2 separate regions of the Homo sapiens genome follow, and region 2 is linked to region 1. The links are chromatin loops, found by intact Hi-C in ENCODE. Cell type or tissue: HepG2. All regions are shown on one strand. Links, peaks and the distances in the headings refer to the core of each region. The heading gives the core; the rest is flanking DNA. Region 1 overlaps ZC3H15 (zinc finger CCCH-type containing 15). Region 2 overlaps ITGAV (integrin subunit alpha V).

Region 1 (14,252 bases), core at 305-2,804:
TTGGTGGCTCTTAACCATGTTGTGGTATTTTCTATTGTTTCTTTCAATTAACATAAGGAGATGAGGCACAAAGCTTCCTCTTACCTCATCACCACCTGTTCCCTGGGTGTAGCGGGTATCATCTGCTTCCTCATCATCATCATTGACCAGTTCAGGACGAAATTCAAACACTTCACGACCACTGATCTATTGAGACACACAAATATATCAACTCAGGACAAAAATCTAAACATTCCTTGTCACTGATGAAATAGAAACAAAATCTTGCATGACACAGAAATTGAAAATGGAAGAATAAAGAATCAGTTTGGGTGAGCCTGAGACATACCACTAGTGCTTTCCCTGCTTTGAAGTCAGCTTTCCTTCTTTCCATATCTTGTTCAAGTTTATCAATCTTTTCTTGTCTTTTCCTTTTCTTCCAGGCAAGAAAAGATTCTAGAGTGATTTTGGTAACATTTGGACCTAGGGCAGAACGCTGCAATGGTAAAGAATTAATTTTTTTTCCACAGAAGTCACCTCAAATAGTGCTTAGTTGCAGTTATCTCTTAATGTGATTAATTCCTTGCCCATGACTATCCTGAAGATATTACATTGGAATAAGCTAATTTATGTATTTTTTTACTTTACGTGGCAATGAGCAAAATGAGTATCCAGAGATACAAACACTAAAAATATATTATTCTGAGCTAGATTTCTTCTCACCATTGAAGATGAGTAACTTGTCATAAGAAATTGTTTTAACATGAATCAATTGCTGAAAATAATAAATATATTATAAAAAGCACCATAACAATATCCAAGTTTCATTTGTGTTCCTGAGAAGATGAGAAATAAAACTAAACAAACAAACAAACAAACAAACACCTACTCCTCAGGGCCAATAATCAAATAATAAATATATAGAACAAAAAATTTGCTGAACACTTGCCAGGTATTAAATGCTTTACACACACTATGCACTGATCCCCACAAATAGGTGAACAAAGGGTAATGGGGAATTTACCAAAGATGAATAGCTAACAAGTGTCAGAACCAGTATACAAACCATCTCAAATATACCTGATTCTGAAGTCTACATTTTCTATTATAGTGTGTTATATCCTGAGTGAGACACTAAATAATAAGGCAAAATGGATATAGTTTTTAATATGCAACCCTAAATCTAATGTTTCTAATAATCTCAAAATTTTCATAGAATAAAACTGTGTTTTGTACGGAGCCAAAGACAAGTAGCTGAATATCCTCTTCAGACTCATTCCCTTCTATAAGCAGAGTGAGTGTTTTGAGTCCAGAGCTGATAAAACATATAATTTAAAAACTAGAGTGTTGTCTTCTTCCGTACATATGCTAATAACTAATATACTAGTGAAAAAAGATATCAGGGCGAAAAATCTAAAACTATAAAAATTCAACCAATCTGAGAACTAAGCATTTTTAGTAACTCAATCTTACAGAAATAATTTGATAAGCCATTAGCTAGTACTTAAAAGACTGTTTCACAATCCTAAAATTAATGTCATGATTGGCTAATGTTTATGGCTAGGTTAACATTTTACACATACAAGAATAATTAAAGTAGGGCAACTTTGGGAATAGATCACAATATTTTTTTTTTCCTTTCATAAAAGGCTATTGCCCCAAGTGGTAAGTATTAGAATTTCACAATAAATACTGCTTTCAGTTTTTATGGTAGGAAAAGGATACCAGTTACCTCTCTCTCAATTAGATCTTCTAATGAAATTTCATCTTCTTTCTCTTCTTTCTTTTTATCTTTTTTCAACACAAATCCAGGAGGAAGTGCATGACGATACATGCAAATATCACCCCCTCCAGGGCATACCCAAAACCAGCCATACTTGTTGTTTTCAATAGCTTCCAGGAAATGCTTGCACACCTATAGAGACAATATTATTCACAAGCGGTGGCTCAGTGTAGGCCATTTCCAAGGTAAATGCCTGAGTATATGGAACAAGTATACACACAAGTACGTTATATTACACAAGTACATTCTATTCATTTCTGCACATAAGGGTGCTCTGTCTAGCCTCTATTCTGTGCAGAAATGCAACAGAAGTTTATCTTAAAATATGTAGAACAATGGCAAATTCCCTTAAAGGGGAATCTATACAGTTTTCATTTGTTCTAAATTCTAAATCATACGAAAATGACTTACTTGTTTCAGTTACCCTTTGTAAATGTACGCCCCCGAATCAGAATATACAATTAGCTATAAAAAATAAAATCAGGCCAGGCGTTGTGGCTTACACCTATAATCCCAGCACTTTGGGAGGCCGAGGCGGGCGGATCACCTGCTGAGGTCAGGAGTTCAAGACCAGCCTGGCTAACATGGTGAACCTCCACTTCTACTAAAAATACAAAAAATTAGCTGGCCGTGGTGGCACATGCCTGTAACCCCAGCTACTTGGGAGGCTGACGCAGGAGAATCTCTTGAACCCGGAAAGCAGAGGTTGCAGTGAGCTAAGATTGCGCCACTGCACTCCAGCTTGGGCAACAAGAGCAAAACTCCGCCTCAAAAATAAAATAAATAGAATAAATGATTTTCTTTGGTTTGATCTTTCCTAAATAAAAATGAATCACAAGCAGTATACAGGAGCAAGGTACAAAAGGAACACAAAGAGAGTGACCCTTCACAACATGGATAGAAGATACAATTGTATTTAAGCCTCAAGTATTAAGCTTTGCAAGTAAGAGAAAATTAACAAACAGTATCCGCCCCCAAAAACAAACATAACAGATGTGTATGAATGTAGTATTTAGAATTATTCTAGCACAGCAAGACTTTTTACTGTAACTTCACTATAAATATAGACATAAATGCAAAGTTTGAGACATCAAGAACCAATTTTTAAAGGTACATTTCCTGGAATTAGAGCCACTACCTACCAAAAATTCATTTTGGAATTCATATGTAGAAATATTTTAAACCTTAAAATTTAAAAATCTATCCCTATTAAAACTAAATACATTATTAAGTGGGTTAGTTTAACAGGCCTCCTTCCACTCTGTGCAAAAAAATAGGGATTTTTGTCTGGATATGTAATTTTGTTTATCCATATTTGAGAACGTTCACCTCAGAAAATGGCATTTAAAGGACTTCAGTAACATAGTTTTATTCTTGTTCAGCTATTTCTGAACAAGAATCTATAAAATCTAACTTGTAAATTCCAAAAATAAAGCTTCGTGTACCTTATCTTGATGAAATCAAATTTTCCAGTAACTTACAGAATAATCTAATAGAAAATAGCAGCAAATACCTTGCCACATAATTCTCCCTAATGATAAATATCACAGCAACTCAATTCAAGAAAAGGACATACTATTTGAGTTTTTGGTTTTTTCTTTTCCGCCTCACCGTGCTTCTTGTTCACTACTTCTTCCAGCTTTTTCTCATCCCAATTATCCATAGTATCTAAATAAAGAAATGAAGATTAAATACTGTAATCTTATCTACTACTCCCACAACACATATCTCCTTAGACACTAATGCTGTGTTATAAGACTCATGGCTTAACACATTTTTCTTTTTCTTTTTGTTGAGACGGGGTCTCACTGTTGCTCAGGATGGAGTGTGATAGCATGATCACGGCCTACTGAAGCCCTAACCTCCCTCAATCAGCCTTGATTGACTGAGCTCGATCAATTCCTCCTGCCTTAGCCTCCCAAGCAGCTGGGTCTACAGGTATGCAACACAATGCCTGGCTAATTTTTCTATTTTTTTGTAGAGATGGGGTCTCATTATGTTGCCTATGCTGGTCTTGAACTCTTGGGCTCAAGTGATTCTTCCTGCCTTGGCCTCCCAAAGTGCTGGGATTATAGGCATGAGCCACTGCTCCTGGCCTCACGGTTTTCTTAAAACACCAAAGGCAGAAATAAATAGTTTTAAGATTATTCACCAAGGCCGGAGCAGTGGCTCATGCCTGTAATCCCAGCACTTTGAGAGGCCAGCGTGGGCAGATCACGAAGTCAGGAGATCAAGACCATCCTGGCCAACATGGTGAAACCCCATCTCTACTAAAAATACAAAAATGAGCTGGGCGTGGCGGCACGACCCTGTAGACCCAGCTACTTGGGAGGCTGAGGCAGGAGAATTGCTTGAACCTGGGAGATGGAGACTGCAGTGAGCTGAGATCGTGCCACTGCACTCCAGTCTGGGCGACAGAGCCAAGACTCCGTCTCAAAAAAAAAAAAGAAAATTATTCACCAAAGCTTCCTAAGTACTTTGGATAAATGAGCAGGTAGTACTGAAGGAAAGGGTGACAGACAATTCCAAAATAAATCACTGTTTTTTAAAGTATCTTCATTTACTTAAAGGGCATATTATGGTAATTTTCAGATTTTATAAAAAATAATAAACCCAATTAATTATTTTTTATAAACAGTCTATTAAGATTGAAATGTTCTTCAATTTAATAAATATCTTAGTAGCAAACCGAAAGTATTCAACATTTATTTTTAAGAGAGTGTTTTTAAAAAAATTACCTTTTTCAAGTTCTTCATCTCTTGCATCAATGTAAACACTTCGCTTTTCACATTTTCTCTCCAGAGTCAAGTCATGGGAGAACTTACACTTATCTCCTTTAGTACACTGTCCTTGCTTGAAGAATGCACATACTACAGACTTGGGATCTGCACCTATGTCAAATGGCATATGGTATTTGTATTATAATCTGCCAGGCTGTAAAGTATAGATTCTACCTGAAATATGATGAATTTTGGTTAACTTATTTTCCATTCACTGATGTGAGAGGAAAACGGCACTTATGGGTGATTAGCAAGACATTTCTTTAAAGTTCTTTTTGTAGCATTTATGTCTACTTTTGTTTCTTTTATTCTGACTATGAAAGGTGGCAGAGAGTGGGAAACCAAACAAGAACATAGGCTATTTCACAGGCTTTGTCTAGTTGATGTCAATAGGGCAAGAGGCAAAAAGGAGGCCAGGCATGGTGGCTCACACCTGTAATTCCAGCACTCTGGGAGGCCGAGGCAGACAGATAACGAGGTCAGGAGATCGAGCCCATCCTGGCCAACATGATGAAATCCCGTCTCTATTAAAAATACAAAAACTAGCTGGGCGTGGTAGTGCGTGCCTGTAATCCCAGCTACCTGGGAGGCTGAGGCAGGACAATGGCTTGAACCAGACAGTCGGAGGTTGCAGTGAGCTGAGATGGTGCCACTGCACTCCAGCCTGGTGACAGAGCAACAATCCATCTCAAAAAAACAAAAACAAAAACAAAAACAAAAAAAGGCAAAAAAGAAATGAACATACATGACAGAACAGTGCCAAAAACTTGGGACGTACAGTTTATTCAACTATGGCTTTGCTTACCTACTACCAAAGACTGAATGTTATAAATCAATTAGCAGTCTATTAAATTACTAATTTTGCCTTAAGTGTGGGGTGCATGGCTGCAGTTCAGCTGTACAATGACACAGATGTGAACATATACAGAGGAATCATAAGCAACCCACTGACATAGGTAATTTTGATGGAGTAACATTTTCATTCAGACATAACTGTCTCATTATCTAAAGAAAATAAACATCAAAATAAATAGTTTTTAGCATAAACTACATTTGATAAAAAATCACACTTCTGAAATTTTAAGTTTACCTTTACTTATTTTTTGAGCAGCAACTACAGGTTTGAACAGCTCATTTAGCTCCTGCAATTCTTTCTTCTTGTCATCCTTCTTCAATTTCTTTTCAGCTTCACTCTGTGCTACCTATAATATTCCCAGGTTTAAAATGTAAATTTGATTGTTTACAAAATTGTTTTTACTACAAAGTTAGCATTACCATAACAAGACACTTGCATATTTACAGTCCTTACCTTTTAACATCAGTGTTATAATGGCCTTACAGAGTCTATTCAATGTTGTGGTTAAACTATTAAACAAAATTGTAATGATGGTACCATGCCTAGTTAAAAGCAAAAGCTTACAGCAACAAGCATTTATTAAGCACTTACTACATGCTCAGCATTTTTAGCAAATAGTTTTCACCTGCAATATTCTTCTGTGAAAACAACCCACTCCCCAGAAACGTACAGGTTCATTTTGAAGATGAGACAAGCAAACATCCTGAAATGTACAGTCCCACATGATAATGAATTATACCACCCCAAAAACCTATATAGTGCCCTCATGGAAAAACACTGGGTTAGGTCAATGTAGGATATTAAACAAAACAATTCAAAACAAAACATGACATATAACATAGTTCCAGGCACACGATTTACATACCTAATATGATTAGAGGATTCATCCAAACATTTATACGTCAGGTCCTATGTTAGATGACAGAGAATACAATGAAAAGACAAAGATGCTTATTTAAAGAAGCTCAGAATCTAGCAGGATGACAGACATGTCAACAACTGTAACATAGTACATAGTGCTCTGGGAACAAAGAATGCCCATATACCTGAGAAAACTAAATTGAGCCAATAACCTTATGGATGAGTTTTTCTTGATGGGCAAGAAAAGAAATACAGAAAGAGCCAGCCAATGCAAAGTTACAGGGACTAGAGGAATAAAGTATGAGAAACATCAGTAAGATGCTTAGATTGCATCAGTAGCTTGAACAGAGTTCTCTCAACTGTTTAAAGTAACCCAATAACAAGGTCAGGTCACATTTTATAAAATATCAAGAGGGCAAGTTTTGTAGAGGATGGATTGGGAATCCAAGAATAAAGGCAAGAGGCTGCTGCAACTGCTGTACACAATAAAACACAAGAGCTTAAAATGAGCATTACTGGTAAGGATGGAGAAAAGGAGACAGAGCTGATAGGACTGACTGAACATGAAGTATAAAGGGGGAGGAATCTAGGATTATCATGTATATGGTTAGTGCCGTTAAACAAGACAGGGAATACAGGAGGAACAGGTTTCAGGGTAAGAGGTGAAGATGAGCTTAGTTTTAGACATACAGAGTGCAAGATGCTTACAAAGCATCTGGGTAGAGCTCTTTTGAAGGCAGATAGACATGCATATTGATTCCACTGAAATCAGAGAGGGTCTGCTTTGAGATAAAGACTTTAGAAATAGCAGCTTACAGGTAACAATTAAAACTTTGGGTATATGGTACTTAAGGAGAGCATAAAAAAGTGGCAAGAGTAAAGGACACTTCCTTGAAGAAAATCAACATAAAATGGGACAAAAGAACCTAAAAAGTCCAATAAAAAGACCTAGAAACATCAAAGAAGCAGGTAGAAAACCAGGACAAAATGTGTTCAAGAAAGAGGAAATTTTAGGAAAGGAATGGCCAAATGCTATAATTAGGTCAAAGACATCCCAAATCCTGAATATGACTCTATATGGTGGATGTGTTTAAACACAAAAAATGTTTTGAAAGAAAAAATTTAAGTCGCTTAATTTTTAATAGAAGTATCCTTTGCTCATCAGGCCCATCTCAAACATTTGTGGGGCAATGTTTGAGCAAGAATACAATGGAGGTCTACAAGCCATTTATCTAAATATTTAAAATTAGAAATCAAGTTCATGATGAATAAAATATGGTCTGTAACCCTACTCGACAAATATACCTTATGACCTGGAAGGACAGGTTCAAATTTAAAATGCTCAGACTCCATGGAGTTCCACACTGAAGCATGGCAGCAACACAAGAGTTAGCCCTGGGCTCTTTTTTCTCCTCTTCCCACCCCGTTTCATTCCATTTTGGGTGTAGGGGGAGGTAAAGGTGCAAGAAGGAAGGAAAGGGTATGGATGCAGGCTCTGTTCAAACCCTTAGCGTACACTGTTCTCTTGGCTACCTCAGACATATTGGTAGCACAATGGACAGAGATGGGCATGGTGGAGAGGCCTTTGTAGGCAGATAAACCAGGGTCAGAATGTTGTAGGAAGAGATGTTGCAAAATCTGGGTGGGTACATCCCCTTGGCTTCAGTGACTCCTTACCTGAGGGGAGACAGCAGTCTGGAGAAGACACATGTATCGCAGGGCCTAGACCAGGATACCCCCTGTCCAGCTCTAAGAGCAGCACTACTGCTCATTTCCGATGTTATATATGATGGGTAGGTACCCCATGTTCACAGATAAGTCCAGTTATCCACGCAAGTATCAAAAATATAGTATTAAATATACTATCAAAGCTAACTACCAGCACACACATTTCATAACTTTCCCAGGTTTATGAATTCTGATATCACCACTCAAAACACTTTCCACTAGAAGAAAAAGTTGGGGAAGAGAAAGCAGGATTGAAAAAGGGGCTAAGTGAAGAAAGTGAGTTCTTCTTACATATTGATATCTATATTCACCAGAAAATTTACATTATTTTCTTATTTAACCACCAGAAGAATCCAACAAAGAATAACTGCACTTCCACAGTACAGATAAAGACCAGGGTTGCTATTTAAGGATCATGTAACAAAAAAGATAGGAAGATTCACACCCAAGTCTATCTCACTGCAAGGTCTCAGCTGATCTGCCCGCCCCGGCCTCCCAAAGTGCTGGGATTACAGGCGTGAGCTCTAAACATTAATTTTTATTAAACCGGGCTATTAAGTTAGCAGTTTGGAAGAGCAATAGTTTTAGATTCTAGAATCAAGCTGGGAAAATGGATGTGAAAGGAAAGTGTTGGGTCACTGATTTGCAGACAGCATGAGCAAGAGAAATTTACTTATCTCACAAATACATATTAGCAGATTTTTAAAAAATCTGTAAACACATGAGAAATTCTTTCTTCTCTCCTACATTACAAAAATGTGTTTCCAGAAGTTAATGAAAAGGAGATAAAAATGGTGGAAAAATGTACTTTAAAAATAAAGATCCATGTCTATGAAATCTTTACAAGTGAGAGGTCTAAAGAACCTGAAAAAAAAAGGGGCTACATTTTTTTCAAATGAGTTGCCAATGGATAAACTCATTTTAAAATTCGTATGAAAGAATAAATGCCTAAGAACAACCAGGAAAAATAGAAAAGGTATACCATTTTGGGGAAAAGACTTGCCTTGAGACTTTAATGTACAGTCAAGCACAGAATTAATGACATTTAGGTCAATGAGGGACCACATATGACAGTAATCCTGTAAGGTTATAATACCATATTTTTACTCTATCTTTTCTATGTTCAGACACAAATCATTACTAATGTGTTACAACTGCCTACAGTATTCAGTACAGTAACATGCTGTATAAGTTAGAAGCCTTGGATCAATAGGCTATACCATATAGCCTAGGTGTGTAGTAGGCTGTAATATCTAGGTTTGTGTAAGTACACTCTATGATATTTGCACAATGACTAAATCGCCTAACGACACATTTCTCAGATTGTATCCACATCACTAAACAATGTATGACTATGACTGTAGGATAATAGTGGTATTTCAGTTGGATAAATGATGCTGGTGTAAGCAGCTATTCATTTAAAAGAAAACAAACTTAGTCTGGGCATGGTGGCTCACGTGTGTAATCCTAGCACTTTGGGAGGCCAAGGCAGGCGGATTGTGAGGCCACCCTGGGTGACACGGCGAAATCCCGTCTCTACAAAAAATACAAAAATTAGCTAGGTGTGGTGTCATGCGCCTGTAGTCCCAGCTACTTAGGAGGATGAGGCAGGTGGATGGCTTGAACCCAGGAGGCAGAGGCCGCAGTGAGCCAAGATCACACCATTGTATTCCTGCCTGGGCAACAGAGTGAGAACTTTAAGATATATAAAATAAATTCATATGACATAGACTATAAAAATAAAATAATTACAAATGATCTAGGAAAAACATGCAGAATCCAGTGGCAGGGGAGACCTTATAACCATATTTTTAAAAAGCTAGCAACATATCTAGCAATATTAAACTCTATATATACATGTAAGTTAAAAATTGGTGCATGGCAAAACATAACTGAAATATCACCAATTATCTGCAATGCAGACAAAAGGTATCTCATAAATTGACAAGAAAAAGACAACCAATAAAGCAAATAATTTCAATAGGGAAGTCATAGAAGTGCAAACCCAAACAGCTAACAAGTATACAAAAGATACTCTCCAGTAGCGAGGGAAACAATGTAACAATAAGATATCACTTTATACTTATCAGATTGTAACACATTAAAAAGAACTTTAGTATCTATTGCTCATGTACTACAAATGAAAATGTGAAGTACTACAGCCTCTATGGAAAGTGATCTGGCAAATTTATAATGTTAAAATTAGAAATCCATTTCCCTTGATCTGGAGTCTGTTACCAGCTAATTTATGCCACAGAAATAAAAGCATAAACACATGTAAGAACTCCTGTATTTCTACAGGTGGTCTTAGTGTCAGAAAGCTGGAAACAAAGTGATCACTTATGAACAGTGAAATAGATGAATATAACACACCTGTACTGTAGAACGGCATGCAATCATTATTAGAATAAATGAGAGTTATATCAAAATGGCTTGGACAATATCCAAGAGGTACTGCTGGTAAGGAAGGCCAAGGTGCAAAAACATTTCAAGTAGGATTCTGTTTTGAAATACAATTATATAATAATACCAGACATTTTATCTGAAACAGAGGCTATATTAATATTACATTTATAAAAAGATATGGACATTTAAATTACTTACCTGACGTGGATTTTGTTGACCAAATTTAACTTGATGTGTGACAGCCTTGATAAACTTCTGTTGCTTTGCTCCTTTCTTATTCTTCAAACCGAAAGTTTTGTCCTACATGAGAAAGAGCACAGAAATATCTTAGCAATTTATGTTACCATATATATCCTCCAATGATATCTAAAAATCATTATTTTTATTGATAATTATTCTTTACTAATATAAAAACATGCAAAACACTAAACATCAAGTCAAGGCAATATATGACCTTAAATCATCACCCAGATTCTTTACAATTCAATATGTACTCAACATTATCATCATTAAACCTGTTATTCTATGAAGCTTTTTAAATTTTATTATTTTTATATATATTTTTTATTATACTTTAAGTTCTAGGGTACATGTGTACAACGTGCAGGTTTGTTACATATGTATACATGTGCCATGTTGGTGTGCTGCACCCATTAACTCGTCATTTACATTAGGTACATCTCCTAATGCTATCCCTCCCCTCCGCCACCCCACAACAGGCCCCGGTGTGTGATGTTCCCCTTCCTGTGTCCAAGTGTTCTCATTGTTCGATTCCCACCTATGAGTGAGAACATGAGGTGTTTGGTTTTTTGTCCTTGCGATAGTTTGCTAAGAATGATGGTTTCCAGTTTCTATGAAGCTTTTTCTAAAGCATATTTTGGATATCAGTTCTATGGGATGTGCAAAGTTCTTATATTGGGATAAGAAGTCCTGTAGTTAAATACATTTAGGAAAATGCTTGATTAAAAGGATTCTTAATTCTTAAGCACAAGGTATCTTACAGCCCTTATCAGAGGGAATATAATAATATGCAGCACCTCCAAATCATCCTTTGTAGCAGAATCCATTTTTACTCAGAGTATCTTGAGAGGTTATACGATACTGAACACATTTTTGGGACTACTACATAAGAAGAGGAAGATACATTCAGTTCTGGACTGGTTTTTTAGTTAATAAATGTTATCCTCTCAAAAACAATTAAATTTAATAAAGAAATCAAACTACTGAAATGTATACATTCCTAGTTATTGCTAAGATGGAAATACTAAAAGTATGTAAATTAAAAGCAACATTTTCTTTAAATCTGGAATATTAATACAGTAACTTGGTAATATTCAATATAACAGCAGCTATCACTTATGGAATGCTCATTATGTGCTAAGCACTAATGGTGATCCTTGGCTATCTACTCATATTTAGTAAGTATGCAGTATGGGGTTGGGGGGAGAAAAACATTAAAAAAAATAAGTATGCAGTACAAAAACATATAGAAGCCATTGCACAAGTATGAGCAAGCGTGTGTGTGGAGGGGAGCAGTGGTCTGTAGTGGGCTGAATTTTGGAATGTCCCCCAAAATTCAAGTCCACCTGACCATAAATTTGACTTTATTTGGACGTAGGTCTTCACAGATGTAATGAGTTAAGATGACATCATACTAGATTAAGGTAGGCCCTAGATCCAATAACTGGTGCCTTAATAAGGACCACACAGGCACAAAGTGAAGGAAATGTGAAGACAGAGTGACACTGCTATATAAGCCAAAGAATGCCAAGGATTGACAGATGCCACCAGAAACTAGGACAAGGCAAGGAAGAATTCTTCCCTACAGTCTTCAGAGGGAGGGAGCATGGCCCTGCTGACACTAATTTCAGACTTCTAGCCTCCAGATCTCTGAGAGAATAAATTTCTGTTGTTTTAAGTGACCCAGTTTGTAGTCATGTTACAGCAGTTCTAAGAAACTCATATAGCAGGCTTGACTAGTGAGCTTCTCCCTAAGGTGAATGTGTGACAAGCCTGACAAGAAACCAAATGCTAATATCTGAAATATTTTTTCTGGGTCTTTTCTGGTTCTCTGGAGAAAGATCCTCCAGCTGGGAGGGCAATAAGTCTAACTGTAAACAAGAGAAAAGAGCAGGTAGAAGGGGTCTCAGTTTACTGTACAGACTTACTAGCTTCCATTTTCAGGCTCACATCCCACCTCCTCTGTGCTTAGTGTTCCAGAAGCAGAGAGGCCTGTTCTCTGCCACCTCCCACCTCCAAGAAGACCCCTCCTGTTTCTTGCAGAGGTAGTCACCTGGCTGAGCTGTAGTAGATAAGAATTATTAATTACTCCTAACACTTTTAACTTCTAGTTTTCAGCCTCTTGCCTTCTGTATTACCTAGTGCTTCCCATTGTTGAGTTTTTTTTTTTTTTCATAATTTTGCAGAGGAAATGCACTTGCTTCTTACAGGCACACTCCTAGACAGGCACTCAGACATAACCGCTCTGCTCTAAGTCAGTTACCAACTCATCCATCTACTGCCAATCTTCATATGCTGAGGTCCAAGATTACAGATGTCTTCTAATTTCAAAATAGAATTTGTATTTCTTTCTCATTCTCTTGTTTATGGGTGGTTTTAGAGAGGAAGAAGAGGCAAAAAGGTCTTCTCAAAGTAATTTGAGACCCTCTGAGTGGCATTTAGTATGAAACAAGTGGCCATTTTATAGCCTTTATTTTGCTATTATTTCTAAGGGAAAGGAAAAGTAATAATGAGTAGAAAGAATAATAGATACAAAATACCACCACGTGGACAAGCTAGAAAAAGAAAACAATAGTACTGAAACAATTAGTATTTAAAAACATACAACATGACATAATGTTTACAGCAACCTCAAAATCAGTAAAAGATCTTTCAATAGTCTTAAGACAAAAAAGTACAGAGGGTTTTGCTTCTAAATGGTTATCTCTCATTGGGAAATATCTCTTTATTCATGACATCTATATCCATATACCAAAACTTTGCTTTCCTCTACTTAAATGCTTGTTTCATGATTTAACATCCCAACATGGTATTATACAAAATTCTACATGAATTTTCTACAGCCTATGTGTATGAAAAAAGGTAAGAAGCACAAACAAGCTGGATGTTTCTGCACTGAGCCTTTTACGGATGGCTTCCCTTGTTTCTATAAAGAAAGTTTAACACTCAATTCAATTTGAAGAAAGATGGTCAACATAATGTGATACATACAGATGAACACAGTGCAGCAACTAAGTATAAAATGCCATACTTTTCCTTTACAAAAAGTGAGCTCTCACGGGAGGGAGAGGAGGCTCTAGAAAAAAATATGATCAGGATTAAACAGCATCTACAGGTGCTCTGCCAGAGAAAATAAACTGCGGTTCAACCCATGCTCCATCTGTAACTACAGAGAAGAAACAATGAATAAATAAGGCCAAATAGCAAAGCAGATACTGCCAGATAGACTTAGGAAAGAAAAATGTCCCCTAAGGGGACCTGGCCAGTAAGAAAAGAAAGCACTCACAATGGCAGTTTCTGGTAAAGGTGTATAAACTCCCGATCCCAGAAGAAGAAAAAAAAAATCAGGTTTCATTACACTGCTCTGGCACATAAATAACCAGTTTAAAGAGATAATAAGTGAGTTGTGTTCACCTCTAAGTTAGAGCTCAGAAATTAACATTTTTCCACAGAGAAAGGGGACACTTATTTATCTAGTATTCACTAAACATAAACATAACCCCTGAATATATACTTTATTGAATCCTCTCAACAATTCTATGATACACAGAAACTCAGAAATGATAAATTCATTTGAAGTTAAGTCATTAATAAGGGGCTGGCTGTATAGTGCAAGCAT
Region 2 (16,845 bases), core at 13,753-16,252, 91 kb before region 1:
ATCTATAAATTATGAAGAGTCACTGGATGAAAAGGTTTACAAATCCAAGAGGGCAACTGCTATTTCAAAAGCAAAAGCAAGTTGTAATATTTCAATCATTGCATAAACATATAAAATAAGAAACTTTTTAAAACATCTTAGTTGTGGCTTTGTTTATACATTCTATCAGGCAAATCTGGGGGAAAAAGAAAAATAAAGATGACAAGCCAGAGTCAAGATCTTGAAAGAACATTAACAGGGCAGCACATTTTGGAGATAACTTTTGCAAATCTAAATTTTGGACTAAGGTTTCCTTTTTACTCCTGAAGGCTCACTAAAGCATAAATATTATTCAAAAATCAAAGCAGCGAGTAACTTTTCTATCCTGGATTGTACCTTCTACTAAATTAAACTTTGTATCATGAAACTCCACATTTTTTAAAGTCGTGTCTATAATATTTTGAATATATGTATATGATAATATTCATTATTTCATGTAACTTCTATCATTTTACCAAAAAAGTGACTAGGAAAATTAATAAGACGGGTACTGAAAGTATTAGTTCATCTGCAATGTTCATGTGAAATCTACAAGGAACCAGGAGTCCAAGATGTCCCTATGGGGCTCTAGATCCTTCTATCTCTAATATAATACTCTATATGCATTAAGATTTAATGGTAAATTTATTTGGCTAGACCTTTAGAGTATGTTTTTAAAAACTCATTTATATCTTTCCTCAGCTACTTCCAGTTTTATTCCTCATCGTGCCCTCAACACCATAACCCCACCACCACACACGTATAACCCTTATGCCCACATACATATATATATATGTAGGGCACATGGAATTACTTGATTATCAGTCCCTAACTTCTTTTACTCAGCATACACATACTGTTTTCTCAAGCTAGAACCCTCTTCGACATCTAAGGAATTTCATCTCATTTTTCATTAGCTAGCTCAAATGTCACCAACTAATCTAGGAAGCCTTCTTCAAAGTCCCCAGGCAAAGTTAGATACTTTCCAGTTATGCCTCCTTTATTTTGGTATGAATCTATTTATGTCTACTTTTCAGAATTACAGTAAAATAACTTTTAGACTGATCTCTCAAATACATTTTTGAAAGCCTCTCTCTTACCCCCAACTCAAACCACCAAAATCATGTTACAGGATAGGAAAGCACATCTAAAGTGTCCATCTGTCTTCTTTAAAAGCTAAGAAAGTTGTGTTATGATACCTTAAAAGCAAAATCCAGATTTTCTTAATTAGCTACTAGTGTATGTCTTAATGCACGTGACAAGCAACAGTTACATGGCCTTTTAATAAATGATATACTATCTAACATCCAGGGACGTCACTGGTAAACACAAAGTAAAATTAGTTCATGAATTACTAATTAGCCCAACAGATAAAAAGGGTTATTTGCAAAGGATGTTTCCTTCCTATTACCCTGTTTTCCAGTCAAAAGGAGAAAAAGGCACCCTTTTAATCCTATACCTTTTAGTTCCCTCTACAAGCTCATAATCTTCTTAGTTGTGTAAGATAAGACAGGCTTTCCAGGTCTTTCACAGATATGAGACTTAGACTCACCCAAACAGACACTACTATAAAAGTTTTAAATCTCTATAAAATGATGCAAAGAGGCATGATGGACAAGAAATTATTCTCATGGTGTTACTCCACATTCAGCAATAGCAGTACCAGCAACAATAAAATCCACTGGTTGTTCTTTTGTTAGCTTCTCTTGGTTCCTGCTTATTTTTTCAGATAACTGTTAAGTTACCAACATCCTTCCAATAAATTCTTGTTCTGTTAAATTTAGCTAGAGTCTATTTCTATTACTTTTCATGAAGAGCCCAAAACTTGCATGGAACATACACACAGGCAACCCACCATATGGAAGTGGAATAAATGGTGAGTGGAAATAAATGTGTTCCCTGCCTTTAGATAGCTTATAGTCTACTCAGGAAAACAAACATACTATAACATCAGTAAGAAAAAAAAAATCAACAAAAAATTCAGCTTAATAAGAAAGAGAACTGTACTCAGTGCACTAAGACTACCAGTATGGCAGAACCTGACTTAAAAGGTGAATGGGAGAGGAAAGGACCATTTTACAAAATATTACTTAATGCCAAGCATTTGTAGTATCTCCAAGCACTTTACTGTAAAATTTTTGTTGTGATTCTAGAGCTAGCTGAGGTTTGTTCTTTTTTGTAGGAAGGAATATAGTTACTATTCTATTTTTTCAAAGGAGAAACAGACTATGCAGCAACCAGCCTAGAATATTTCATACAATTACAGACTTCAAATGTTGATGCAACATCATCTGCGGCTTCCTAAGGCTCAACTAAACTTTCAAACTCACAAAACTATCAAAGGCCATATGAAGCACCAATCTACTTGCAAGGATATAGGACACAACCACAGCTTTCCAGCAGGACAGAACCAGACATACCTCTTTGGTGAGAATCCTTACATGAACTTTCCTATACAACTGTCCACCCAGCTGTCCAGAGTACTTCTCTTTGCCCCGCCAGGTGACGGCTCAGATATGAAGAAACAAAACCTGGTAGACGCAGGAGTCATTCTGGCTTCAAAGCCTCTTGCCCCCCAGAAATGATATCTTTTGCAACAACTCCATAGCCATAGCTTCCAGAGTCGCCACAAAACACATGCCAGTTTTGTGTCACTATACTCAAGGAACCCCAAAGCTATGACATCCCTATCAGGTACTTAGTCTATTTATAGTTTCTCCCAATCCAAATGCAACTTAACGTCAGGGGCCATTTTTAGCATAAGCAATGATACCTAGTCACTTAGTCACTCAGATACTCAGTAAGTCAGACTAGAAACTTAAAGGAAGACCAAACTGGCATGCAGAATAGAAAGTGGTTTTAATAACCATTTTCCAGCAGATGATTATTGATAATATTCCATTTTAATATCCCTATATGTGTTATTCAGTTTAGTTCCCATTATGCTATAGTAACAAGCATCCCCCAAATCTCAAGTAGTTAAAAAGAACAATAGATTTTTTTTTGTCCACACACATATGAGTAAGAGTCTAAGCTTTATGTCTTCCTTACCACAGGCCTCAGGTTGACAGAAGTTCTACCATTTCAACTATCACTACTCCCTGTGACATCTGGGAAGGGGCAGAATAATGCCCCAGCTCTTAAACCCTGCCACCCAGAAATGACACAATTCTCCTTATGTTTTATGGGCCAGAAAAAGTCACATGGGCATACCAAAGGTCTTCCCAGAAGTTTAAAAAAATGTGAATAATGACAAAGTGTTGTAATATCTCCCACATCATATAATTACAGCTAATTTTCTTGAGACTGTTTCATAAACTAAATTACTTCCCAAATATTAAAAACATGAGGACAGGGCACTTTTAAGCACTAAAATCTGTTCTGGGCTCAGAAACACAATAAAGTAAATAAACTAACCAATTTATACTCTTCGTGATCACCCCTGGAATGTATTATACAATGTAGAATGGCAGGTAATTTTCCCAAGGTAATGTTAGAAAAAATGACAGAGGCTAGATTTGAGCCCATGTCTGTCTAACTACAAGGCCTATTCCTTTTCATGACACCATGAGGTTTAACAATAGTATCAAGTTTAGGAGGGATAAAAGGATGTGATCATTTCAAGCAGACGAAGAGCAGAAACTTTAAGGAGGGAATGGCCAATGGGGTGAATTGTAAAAGAGCAGTCCAAAAAGATGAGGAACCATAAGCATCCCCTGAAGCTGGCAAATAGGCTGCTGTCAACAATCGCAGTTAGAATCACTGCTGGGTTGGGTCGGTGCCACAACCCAACAGTGATTCTATTGGATTGAAGCATGACAAGTGATGAAGACACAATATGTATTCAAAAATCATGGATGTAAAGGAAAGAAGAGAGAAAGATGTGACTGACTAAGAAAAGATACATGTTCAAGGGAAAACAGTTTTTGATTAGTTTTTCAGGGAAAAAACTTTAAACACACTTCAAAGTTGGGGAAGAAAGGAAAAGGGAGAATGTAGCAGGGATACAGAAGCAAATGAAGGAATAGGGAGGGTCTCTAAGAAGGCAAAAGGGAGGAATAGCGACATGAAACAGCTCATGTTTACTGAGCCATTTCAACATGCCAATCCCTGTCCTAAGCACTTTAGAAGTCTTCACCTATATGTAAATTAACTCATGCGATGTAATCCACACCCATGGAGCAGGTTGATGAGAATACTGCACTAGGGAGATGAGGGTAACCTAACAGTAACCCGTGCAACGTCAACAGCTGGTAACTGGCAGAACCAGGGTTTGAGCCCCAGGGAGGCTGCCTTCAGAAACCCCACATATCTGCTCAGCTTCTGTCTCCCTTGAGATAATAAAAAAGAGAGAAGGCATTTGTATTGTAGGGATGCTTATATGTTTGGGCTAAGATGGGATGAAGAGTTCCTTGGGAGAGAGACATAAAGAAAGTTTAGCAGGATGCGATAAGCTATAAGCATTTCTTCCTTGAAACTCAATACCATATAGTTTAATGTGGCTATTTTAGATATACATTTTCTTGACTGGATTATTTAAATCTATGTTGTCCTCTTACATTCAAATAAACACCATTTGAATAAAAATACTAATGTAAAAAAATGAAGTCTTAATTGTTTTTCCACTGGGGAGGTCTCAGAAGTTATACAAAAGGATTACAGAAATATCATAAACAGGGACAAAAGATATACATATACATAAGAATATATGTATTATACATATACATAAGAATATATGTATTATACATATACATAAGAATATATGTATTATACATATACATAAGAATATATTATACATATACATAAGAATATATGTATTATACATATAAATATATATATATATATATACACATCTACAACCACTAAAGGACTTTAGTTATTTCCTTACTATATAAAAACCTCTTATCGTACATTCATCTCTTCAATTTATTCAGCACTAACTTGTGCTGGGCACCAGACAATGTTTAGGCCCTGGAGTCTCAGCAATGAACAAAGATAAAAAACGGTCCTCATGGAACTTACATTCTAATTGAGGGAAAGAGACATTCACTAAAAACAAATAAATAACATGTAACAATGTAAGTATTACTGGGAAAAATAGAGAAGAGGATGGAAGTACAAGGTGAGAAGAGGGAGTTGGAATTTTAAATGAGATGGTCATCACTGAGAAGATAATATCTGAGCAATTCTCAAAATGATGGTGAAGCAGATACTCAGTGGATATTTAGGGAAAGAATGTTCCAGGCAGGAAACACAGCCCAGGCAAGGGTGAAGTGGGAATGTGCCTACTGTTTATGAGGCACAGCACAGAGAATCAAAGGGAGGAAGCAGAGTGAGCTCATTGTTTTAATCCCCTGGTCATTTTGGGCTGGCTCCTGCCCTCTGAAAAAAGCCACAGCTCCTGTCACGTGGCTCTCTACACCTAGTATTCTGTCTTCAGATTCTGGTAATCGCTGCCTTCAGGCCTAGAGGTCACATTTTAACTAGTGCTGATATACGATCAATCCCCAGGTACCTGCACAGACCTCTGTAAATAGTCAAAATACCTCAATTTAAGTGTGCCATCTCGTTCCTGGCAATGCCCTAATTCAGAAATCTAGGGCAATAGTCCAGGTGGGAGACAGTGGTGGCTTGGACCAGGATATTAGCAGTGGACTGATAAGAAGCAGTTAAATTTTGACCTACTGACAGATTCAATGTCAAACACAGCTCCAGATTCTGGCCTAAACACTGAAAGGATGGAGTGCCATAAACTGAGATTCATTTTTTAAAAATCACAAATTAACAGAAAATATGTGCAAATATACTAAAAGTAGCTCACAGGAAAAGGGATACTGAAGGCTTACAAACAAATATGAAGACACTCAGTCTTACTGTTAATTAAAGAAATGCAAATTAACATAACAGATACTATCTCCTCCTATAAAACTGACGAAGATTTAAAAATATGCTAATAAATGAGGTTGCCATGGGTTTCAAAACACAACTGGAGGGGTGTAAACTTCTGTGAGGGAAAGTATACAATACCTAACAAAACTTTAAATATACATACATTTTGATCCAAAAATCTCCTTTATCATACAGATATATTCACATATTTGTACAAATACTTGTGTATAACCTTTTCACTACAGCAGTGTTCATAATAAAAGACTGGAAATAACCAAAGTATCCACTAGTAGAAAATATAATTTAAGCAAATTAAGTACACATATACAATAGAATAGTATCAGTGATTTACAAAAAATGAGGTAAATTCATATGCCGATAAGGAAATATCTACAAGAGATTTCTATTGTTAGAACGGTGCAGGGAGGCATCAGATTTTTGAGTTGCCTTTTTTTCAAGGATGCATACATATATAGAAGTAAGAAAATTCTAGAAGGATAAAAGAAATTGTTAAGAGTAATTGCCTCATGCTGGGCACAGTGGGCCAAACCTGTAGTCTCAGGACTTCAGGAGACTGAGGGGGGCAGACTGCTTGAGCCCAGATGTTTTGAGACCAGCCTGGGCAATATGGCAAAACCCCATCTCTTTAAAAAAAAAAATACATAAAAACTAGCCGGGCTGGTGGCACACCTCTGTAGTCCCAACTCCTCGTGGGGCTGAGGTGGGAAGATCACTTGAGTCTGGGAGGTGGAGGCTGCAATGAGCCATGATCACATCACTGCACTCCAGCCCGAGTGACAGAGCGAGACCCTATCTCAAAAAGAAAAAAAAAAAAAAGTGATTGCTTCTGAGAAGACTGATGTGAGTTGTATGTTTCATTGTACACCCTTTGAGACTCTTTAAAATTTGTTTTACCATGTGCAAATGTTATTTTCAATAAACAAAAAATTATCTGAAGCAATAAATTATCTTGCAATGCACAAAAACCTACAGTGTTAAGTACAGAAACATCTGAAGAGTTCGACCTATCAAAATCTAAACTGTGGTTTCCTTTTATTAGTTCTCATATTTTGTTAGACAATAAATGCCCTAAAACTATCATATTCTGAGTCACAGGTATTTCTCCATTTATGGTAAAATTGGGCCTTTTTACAAACTCTTGGAGTTTTCCAAGTATTAGCCATATATGGAAAAATACAACAACAGAGTTTAATGTAGATAATTTCAAATGGAAAAAAAAAACCCTGAAAACATGTGCATGTGATCTGGTTCCCATTAACAGCTGGCTTAATGACTAACAATCATTTTGGCACTGATCACAATGTCAAATGGAACAGTCCACATCATGATTCCTGTTTCACTGACATATTTCCCAGAATCAATATATTTTAGTACTGGCAGGAAATAACAATATGGAAAAAAGGATTAATTTTCTGCAGGTTTATCTTAAAGCACTCTGTCAAAGCCAGCAAATCAGAATCAATAAAAAATTTTGTAAGACTATTGTACTAGAAGAATGTCACACTATTTCCTTAAGGACTATCTAAGATTTCACAAATATATATAAATATACCAATATAAATGCGTACAGAATTCTGCATATTTTATTTCACTGGCAAAAATGTAAAGCTTATTTCTCATCTTACACATGCTATTTTTCTCCTTGCTACCACAATTCTGACACTGAAAATTATCCCTAAAATTCTCCTGTTATCAGAACCATAATATATAATTTTCCCAACAAAGTCTTGATAAATGTTTACGTCACCTAAGTCCACCTGAATGCAAAAGATTCCTCCACTGCTTTTTTTTTTTTTTTTTTTAAGATGGAGTCTCCCTCTGTCACCCAGGCTAGAGTGCAGTGGCGCAATCTCAGCTCACTGCAACCTCCACCTCCCAGGTTCAAGAGATTCTCCTGCCTCAGCCTCCTAAGTAGCTGGGATTACAGGCAGGCGCCACCACACCCAGCAAATTTTTGTATTTTTAGTAGAGATGGGGTTTCACCATGTTGGTCAGGCTGGTCCGGAACTCCTGACCTCGTGATCTGCCTGCCTCAGCCTCCCAAAGTGCTGGGATTACAGGCGTGAGCCACTATGCCCAGCCTCCTCAACTGCTTTTTATAGCACAGCCTAAGGCTTGGATATATTCATGATCAGAGATTTGATCTTCTACAATAGTGAGTCATGCTTCAATTTGGTTGACAGAGAAGCAGCAGAATGCCTTTCTGTGCCTATGAGCTCCCTATTCTCAGAAAAGGTACAAAAACATCCTAACAGGTTTACCCCAAATTTCTGTGGGTTGATATTATCAGTTTACGGCAGAAGACATCTGAACCAATGGAAACACAACGTACTTTTAATACTTTCATCTACCACAAAAATTGTAGGAAAAAATCATATAATAAATCGTTTGTCTTTATATAATTTTCCCTGTGAAGCTGAGGTGCTTATCTATATAATTGTATTAAATGGCTACATTTAAACTAAACCAATTGCAAAAAAAAAATCAAATGAAATCAATGAAAAGAAAATTGTGCATCAAAATTTACCTGTTGCATCAAATTCAATTGGCTGGCACCGGCGGGTAGAAGACCAGTCACATTTGAGGACCTGCCCTCCTTCCACAATCCCAGGCTGGGTGGTGTTTGCTTTGGGAGCTCCCACGAGAAGAAACATCCGGCTAAAATACAAAAGCGGCAGACCAAAGTTTAAATGAAACAAAGTGTAAGCAATATCTTCTGATTTATGAGGAGCAATCATTCTCTTGATATTATCTATAAATATTTTTTAAAACCATTTGCTATTCACTGAGGGCATAATCTTCATTATTCATTTGGTAGTCTCTTGCATGCATACATTATTTGATATAGTTTATTTTTCCTGATAACTTTATAAGGCAAGTTCAGGGTTACATTCATTTAGGAATTTATGCAGGTCAATCATACACTTTAAATATGTACAGTTTATTGTATGTCACATATCTCAGTAAAGCTCTTAAAAATGTATGCTGCCTAGAGGCAGGAAAGTTTTGTTTTGGTGTTCTGGTGTGTGTGTGTGTGCATGTGCGTGTGTGAGAGAATTACTATGCATTTTCTATATTCTGAATGTTGAGCAAAAAAAAAAATATTCTAAGTAAATTATTCCAAAGTATAATTATAAATATGATTTTCCCATTTAGAAAAATTATCTTGCATTAGAAATATTGCTGTAATTTTTATTTTATTCTATTTTTTTTTTTTAAGAGACACAGTTTTGCTTTGTCACCCAGGCTGGAGTGCAGTGGTACAATCATAACTCACTGCAACCTCCAACTCCTGGCTCAAGCGATCCTCCTACCTCAGCCTCCTGAGCAGGTAGAACTACAGGCATATGCCACCATGCTAAGCTAATTTTTTTTTTAAATTTTCTGTAGGGGTGGGGTCTCGCCACATTGCCTAGGCTTAATTTTTTTTAATAGTTGACTATTTAATAAAAAATTTCTTATCACAAGATTAATCTAATCAATTCTTGGTCAAAGATTAGGACCACTATTCAATTTCTTTGTCATTAAGGTAAAATAAACCAAAGACACAATAATCAGGAGTAAAATTTTTAATTTTAAAGAGATGTTTTCTTTTGTTGTTTTCTATTCATTCATAAAAGATATGAAGTGAGTGCTTCCTCTACATAAAGCAAGGTCCTAAGTGCTAGAGATACCAGATGACTAAAACAACCTTGGTTTCTGCCTTTTTTTTTTTTTTTGAGACAGAGTCTTGCTCTTGCCACCCAGGCTAGAATGCAATGGCATGATCTTGGCTCACTGTATCCTCCACCTCCCCAGTTCAAGCGATTCTCCTGCCTCAGTCTCCTGAGTAACTGTGATTACAGCCGCCCACCACCACGCCTGGCTAATTTTTATATTTTTAGTAGAGACAGGGTTTCACCATATTGGTCAGGCTGGTCTCTAACTCCTGACCTCAGGTGATCTGCCTGCCTTGGCCTCCCAAAGTGCTGGGATTACAGGCGTGAGCCACTGTGCTTGGCTGATTCCTGCTCTTAATGGAGGAATTTAGCTTACATTCCCTTAGAGGCAAGAAACTAGCCAATAAATAAATTACTATTACAAGTCCTACCAAGTAAGCAAACAATTAGCTGAGAGAGATTTTTGGGAATAGGGAGAGGAGACCTTCTTTAGACAGAGCAGTTATCTCTAAGGATGAGAGGGGAAAGATTTCCTCTAGGTAAAGGAAAGTCTCTCTAAGGAAATCATCTTTAAAGAATGGGGAAGAAAGTTCTCTTTTAGATAAAGTAGACAGAGAAGTTATTTCTAAGGAACTCACCACAACATTAAGATGTACAGGATCAGAAGGAGGGTGCCTAGGAGCATTTGTGTATTGAGGATGGAGGGGAGTGGGGGGTGGGGATGAGGGAAGTGGAATGAAGAGATGGAGGGAATATGTGAGGCAGAGGTAGAAAGACCCTGGCAAGAAAGAATTGAATCTCCAGGAGCTACAAAGAAAGGTATGGCTGAAGGAGGGGACAAGCCGGGAGTGGCACAAGATAAGGTCAAGGAGCCTGGCAATAACTAAGTCAAATAGGGCCTTTTGGCCATGGTTAAACTTTGTATTTTATCCCAAGGTTCATTTGAAGCCACTGAGTTTTTTAAGAAGAATGAAATCATCTACTAAAGAAAACTAAATGTTATGCCCTATGGGGAAAGCATTAAGGGAGAGGGAGAAAAAAATGGAACAAGGAAAGCAAAGGACTGGCCGCAGCTCAGGGAGCAGGTGAGTGTGATCTGCAGTAAGAGGGTGGGTGGAAAGATAGGTGACAGATGGAAAAAAACATCTGGAGTACAACAGCAATCGCTGGAGGCCTGAATATGAGAGAAAAGACATTCAAGAATGCCACCTAGATTTCCTTCTTGAGTGCATTGATGGGAGAAAAGCCTAGAGAGCAGAGAAGCAGAAGGCAGATTAAGTACTTACAGGAGTTCAAGACTAGCCTAGGCAACATAGTAAGACCCCCATCTCTACAAAGAATAAAACAATTCACTGGGTGTGGTGGCATGCGCCTGTGGTCCCAACTTTGGGGGTGGAGCTGGGGTCCTGAGACAGGAGGATGGCTTGAGCCCAGGAGGTTGAGGCTGCAGTGAGCTGTGATTACAAGTGCTACAAAGTAAGCAAACAGCCTGGGTGAAACAATGAGTCCCTGTCTCAAGAAATAAAATAAAATTAGTATTTACAGAAAAACCATGAATTCAATTATTAATATGTTTGTTTGAGATATCTGTGAGTCATCCAGTTGTAGTCTGAAGCCCTGCCTGAGACAGTATGCTGTATCAGAACACAGTTGGGGTTATTCAGCCAGGGGAAGCGTCGAAAGAGGAGGGGCAATGAGTGAGTTCTCAGGGACAACAACATTTAGGAGTCAAGAAGAGAAAGAAGATAAAGTAAAAAAGATTTTTGTCTTTAATCTCAAGAAACTGATTGAAATATAGGAGGAAATAAAGCAGGATACAGGCAGACAAAAACAGTCCTAAAATGCTATCACCATAATCATTTTGTTTCATTAAATACTAAGTCACTTAAATTATTCTGGCAAAGGAAACATTTACAATTGCTTTTCACCTTTTTGTGAAATTAGAACGAATGTACATCTTAAATATGGAATGCATTCACTTGAACTTTTAAAATCAATTTCTTATTCTGGGTAGTAGCTGCCAAATCTCATCTACAGTAGACAAAAGCTGGCTGTACGAATTGCAGGGTTACAAAGAATCCTGCTTTCTGACACTTATCTTAAAAATCCACAAATTCAAAATAAAGACGTAACTCCCAACCAAACCACGCCCTATTTAATAGAGCTCCATGCAGTCATATCTGGCATCAGTAAAACACCAATGTTGGCTCTCTCCCATCACGGCAAAATGATTCTGGGTAGAAAATGAACTTAGTTTTCATTCAGCAAAAGTCTTTCATAAGAAAAAAAGAGGTTGGGCACAGTGGCTCATGCCTGCAATCCCAACACTTTGGGCGGCTGAGGCAGACAGATCACTTGAGGTCAGGAGTTTGAGACCAACATGGCAAAACCCCATCTCTACTAAAAATATAAAAATTAGCCAGGCGTGGTGGCATGAGCCTGTAATCCCAGCTACTCGGGAGGCTGAGGCAGGAGAATCACTTGAACCTGGGAGGTGGAGATTGCAGTGAGCCAAGATTGCGCCACTGCAGTCCAGCCTGGGCAACAGAGGAAAACTCTGTCTCAAAAAAAAAAAAAAAAAAATGCTATGAGTAAGAGAGTCCCCACCTCCCATAACTAAGAGAGCAGCTCGTCATCAAAACCCCATCGGTTCTTTTTCTAGAGCAGAGTTGGTTAACACAGTGAAACTCTGTGTGTGTGTGTGTGTGTGTGTGTGTGTGTGTGTATAAATTATAATATGTAAATTTATTACATATACAATTTTTTTTCTACGGGTCTAAAATTTGACCCCAAAATCACACAACTACCCCTTTTCATCAGAATTAAATGATTTTTGAGTGCATACTAGAACAAAAGAACAGTTCAGGTAAGTTTGCTTTTGAGGGTCAATATCTTGAATAGTGCTTGCTTGGGACATTGCCACAGTAGTCCTAATGAGAGTAATACAAGCACAGGTATGTACACGTTCTTAGTGTTGTAGATCATACCAGGTTCTACATCAGGATAGGAGAACTGGTTCTCAAGCTTTGCCTGGAAACCTACAAGCAAAAATCACTTCTGGGTTGTCTTCAAATAGTAGCTCACAGCAGTGGTCCCCAACCTTTCCTTCCCTGGACATAGAGGGGGATGCTTTCGGGATGAAACTGTCCAACTCGGATCACCAGGTATTAGGTTCTCATAAGAAGCATGTAACCTAGATCCCTTGCATGCACACTTCACAGCAGGGTTCACACAATAGGGTTTGCTCCTATGAGAATCTAATGCCACCACTGATCTGACAGGAGGCAGAGCTCAGGTGGTAATGCTCACTCTCCTGCTGCTCACTTCCTGATGTGCAGCATGGTCCCTAACAGGCTATGGACTGGTACTGGTCCATGGCCCGAGGGTTGGGGACCCCTGTCTTACAATATATTTTATAACTTTTTGGTCAAAACTATTCTGCCTACCTTATGATAAATTGCTTCTTTGAATGTAGGGTACTCTAATTCATCTTTTGCACCTGCCACATTATAAGAACTCAAGAAAAGTTTAAATGGACAGTGGAGTAACAAAGTAAATTCAATAGCTATGTCTCAATCTTAAAGTAGCCATATATAAATAAGTCATTTCCACTACGTCTGAACCCCTCAAGAATGCAGAAAGCATCCTCTATTAAACATCCAATTATTTAAATTACCCTTAAAACAATTTCCTTGTGTAACATCTCTACTTAATTTTGGGTTTCAGATACTTTCTTTACTTGGCACTATAAGACAGAGAGAGCTCGGAAGTTATTAGGAGAAGGCCTTCAACAAAGACAGAGAAAAAGAGCCCAGTAGGAGCATTCTCTGAATGAAAACACCACTCTATTGGCAGCACATAGCATGAGTTCCTTGAATAATACCAGGAACAAGCCTGTTGCTTTTCATCAGGCTATCTGCACATTATAGGCATGAAATGATGGTAATCAGGTGTACAAATGGATGTTCATTAAGTTTTCCTAAGCATACCTTCATGTGCAGACTTGCATACTGGTGAAATGCTACAGAAATGGCAGAATAATATAAAAGGAATGTGTCAATATCTACATGCTAAATTTGTGAGGGAAAAAAGCTGATGAAGTTTTTCATCCAAAATGCCATCTCGATATTAAAGTTATCATTAAGATATTTAAGTTTTTTAAAGAGAACAATGAAGAGATAGAGAAAGTAAAATGACCTTAGACATATGTTAAAGTCTTACGAGGAAGCTGTGTAGTGAAAAAGAAATACTTGCATAGAAAACTGGGTACAAGGTGATAAAAGATGCTATATAAAAAAATTAAGGAATAAAAAGCAACACAGGCCAGGCACGGTGGCTCATGCCTGTAATCCTAGCACTTTGGGAGGCCAAGGCAGGAGGATCACTTAAGGTCAGGGGTTCAAAACCAGCCTGGCCAACATGGTGAAACCCCATCTCTACTAAAAATACAAAAGTTAGCCAGAAATTGCTTGAATCCAGGAGGCGAAGGTTGCAGCAAGCCAAGATTGTGCCACTGCACTCTAGCCTGGGCAACAGAGCAAGACTCCATCTCAAAAAAAAAAAAAAAGCAACACATACTACAAAAAACAAAGTTAATAAAACACTCCATAAAAATAATTGTTACTTGAATTTCATCTAAGAATGACTAATGAAAGTGTACAACAGCTTAATTAGGGTAAGAGAACTGACAGACCAGAAAAAAAATGTTTGTGATCTAAGCAGCACTATCTAATGGAAACAGTTTGGAATTAAAATTTACAAACACTGCAAATCAATTGAAGCAGTAACTTTGAATCTCTGTTCCCTTCTATCGAATGGCAATAACAATGCCCACTGTAATTACTTTAAAAAGAAACTTTCTGAAGGTGATAATAAATAAATGCAAACTTAGAAAATCTGAAACACCACGAAAATACAAGATGATGGGATTTAATTATCATCTTCGTCCTGAAAACAATTGATGCCATTAATAAGTTATTCCCTAGAAGAGTAGAAAATGTAAAACTTAAATTCTGTCTTTAAAAGGGCTTTTCTTTCCTCAGTGTTTTCAAAGGGCCATTAATGGTCAAGTGATTAACTCAAATGAAGAAGAAAAAGAGAAAGAAGGGTAGAAAAGCCAGCTTAAACATTTCTTATCAATGGTGGCGAGGTGGGGAGAATACACAGGGTGAGGTAAGGTTGACAAGAGTTTTCACTGATTAGCAGTGTAAATCTGAAGCTGAGTGACTTAATTTCCTATGCCCGCAACTCTCTCCTGATAGACTCCATTTCCCTCCAAAAAGTATGTCCAAGAACATCATCAGAATCCCCATCCTCAACATTTTTTTTTTTAATGACTGGAAACACTGCCATTAAATAACTCTCTGGGACTTCAAAATTAAGGTTTACATCCATGCCAAGAAGTGCTAAAATATAAAGGATTGAGTTTGGGAGAGAGGACAGAAAGATGGATGGAAAGGAAGAAAAGAGATAGAGGAAAGGAAAAAGAGAGGAAGGACAAGAGACAGAAAAAGAAAAAAGAGAGAGCGATACAGAGGGAGAGGTATCAGAGGAGGCAGTGAGAGGGAGACAGACAAGAGGCTCAGAGGAACCAATCAGGAGGATGGCCTTTGGATGCACTCCCTATCCAAACTGTACTTGAAGGGCAGTTGATTCACGGAATGTGACCTTGACAACCAAGGAGGGGCAACCTGCCAAACAATGACAAGTCCATTTTTCAAACCCTCCAAATAAACTAACTTGTTTGTCTGCTTTCAGCACTGACCTTTCTAAGATAAAGCATGTTTAATATATTTAGCTGACTCTGAGTTGACCAATGAGCCTTCACCAAAAGGAACTTCTGAAAAACTATCATACATGTATATAGAAATAAATGTGTATGAAATAGTACTGAATGTTATTTCAAAGCTACAATTCCAGTTTCAGATTTACTTTTCATTTTTTAAAAAATGCTTTTTTGAATCAAAAGAAAAACAAAAATGCCAGTCAACAACTACTGTAAAACAGAAGCAGTAACTACAATTTCCACATATTTTCCCTTGTCTTTCATAATGCTCTATGAAACATCATATGTCCTTAATCAGAAGTAATATAGGATTTGCTTTCTAAATAACAAAATTATAGCCTAGTTTTATGTCCCCTAATATACATGTATATTATTTATGATGAGAAAAATCAGCCAATATAATCAGAGCTACTCTGAAGTTTATAAAAAATGAGCTGGCATCATTTTGTAAAGTGTTGTGAAAAGGGTTAAAATGGTAAGAGTAGAAATGGTACATGAAGTTTTAAAAATACACACAGGTTGGGACAGATTGCAAGTGACCTTAATCCATGTTAAGCGGTTTGGACTTTCTTGCTGGCAATGGAAGCTTTATTATGAAAATTTTTGCAACAGAATACCAGGATGAAAAAGGATGTTACAGAAAGATAAAATGAATAGAAACAGACAAGATGTTCTGCACGTTTAAGAGCCAAATGATGGGCAGAGGGATGGGGGAGGACCTGAGTGCCACTGACTATGCTTGTCATAACTACACTGAAATAAGGAGTAGAAAGCAGAGATGGAATCAAGAAAACCTTAAAAAGGAAGAATTTCTAGGAGCTTCTGCCTGTTGACTAATCACTGACTGATATTAAGGTGGTGAAGTAGGAGAAACACAGAAAAATAGAACATGAGAGGGAGGAATATGAAAGTATTTCCAAGGTGACAGAGAAAATGATGCCAGCATTAATAGAAACAGAGGTGCAACTAACATCTCTTGGTGAAGACTTTTTAGTCAAATTGAGTTAAGACAGGCTAGTCAACGAGAAATGATTCACAGGCCAGGCCACTGGAATATCAAGTCAGAGATCTACTTTTAGATTTAAGATACAGCCAGGGCAAGAGTTTTATTTAAAAGGCTTTCCAGATATTGCAAACATGAAGTTAGGACTGAGAACCATTGAAGGACCTTCTGCTTCTAAGGCATACACATCTACACATTGCCAACTGTAAGATAAGGCTCCATTAGCGTTTAATGGGGGGAAAGGCAAGAATCCAGTGTCATTCATTATAGCATTATTTTAAAATAAAGAAATACATAAAATGAGAACTGTATAACATATATTTGAAGAATGAATTTTAAAATTGTTCAGTTATTTTCTTTAAAAATTCAATATTTGAATTAATAAAAGTGGGATTTGAATTTTACACCCTGTCTTCGGATCCTTCCCTTCCTTACCCTCTACTCACACCAACCTACTCAAATAACTAGAC

The links. Hi-C counts contacts between places; a loop is a spot of excess contacts. Peaks named below come from ENCODE experiments on the same cell type or tissue, not always from the same donor. Only the 100,000 strongest peaks of a DNase experiment are listed, where the experiment ranks them.
Region 2: a loop joins it to region 1, with 4 times the contacts of the local background. A loop is called at or near these places in 33 of 110 quality-filtered maps.

The regions. Positions count from the first base shown.
Region 1 is chr2:186,491,674-186,505,925 of GRCh38, reverse strand. It overlaps ZC3H15 (zinc finger CCCH-type containing 15), which reads right to left. Exons shown (of 10, transcript NM_018471.3): 2 at 10,592-10,693; 3 at 5,633-5,744; 4 at 4,501-4,653; 5 at 3,339-3,430; 6 at 1,712-1,894; 7 at 329-475; 8 at 85-186. Among named protein-coding and RNA genes, the nearest start is that of ZC3H15, 13 kb to the right of the region's middle. In HepG2, for the core only: a CTCF peak has its summit at 1,636; a DNase peak (open chromatin) is centred at 1,655.
Region 2 is chr2:186,593,762-186,610,606 of GRCh38, reverse strand. It overlaps ITGAV (integrin subunit alpha V), which reads right to left. Exons shown (of 30, transcript NM_002210.5): 2 at 8,456-8,586. Among named protein-coding and RNA genes, the nearest start is that of ITGAV, 12 kb to the right of the region's middle. RefSeq lists a silencer at 15,131-15,425. In HepG2, for the core only: no CTCF peak of the experiment used is centred there; a DNase peak (open chromatin) is centred at 15,256.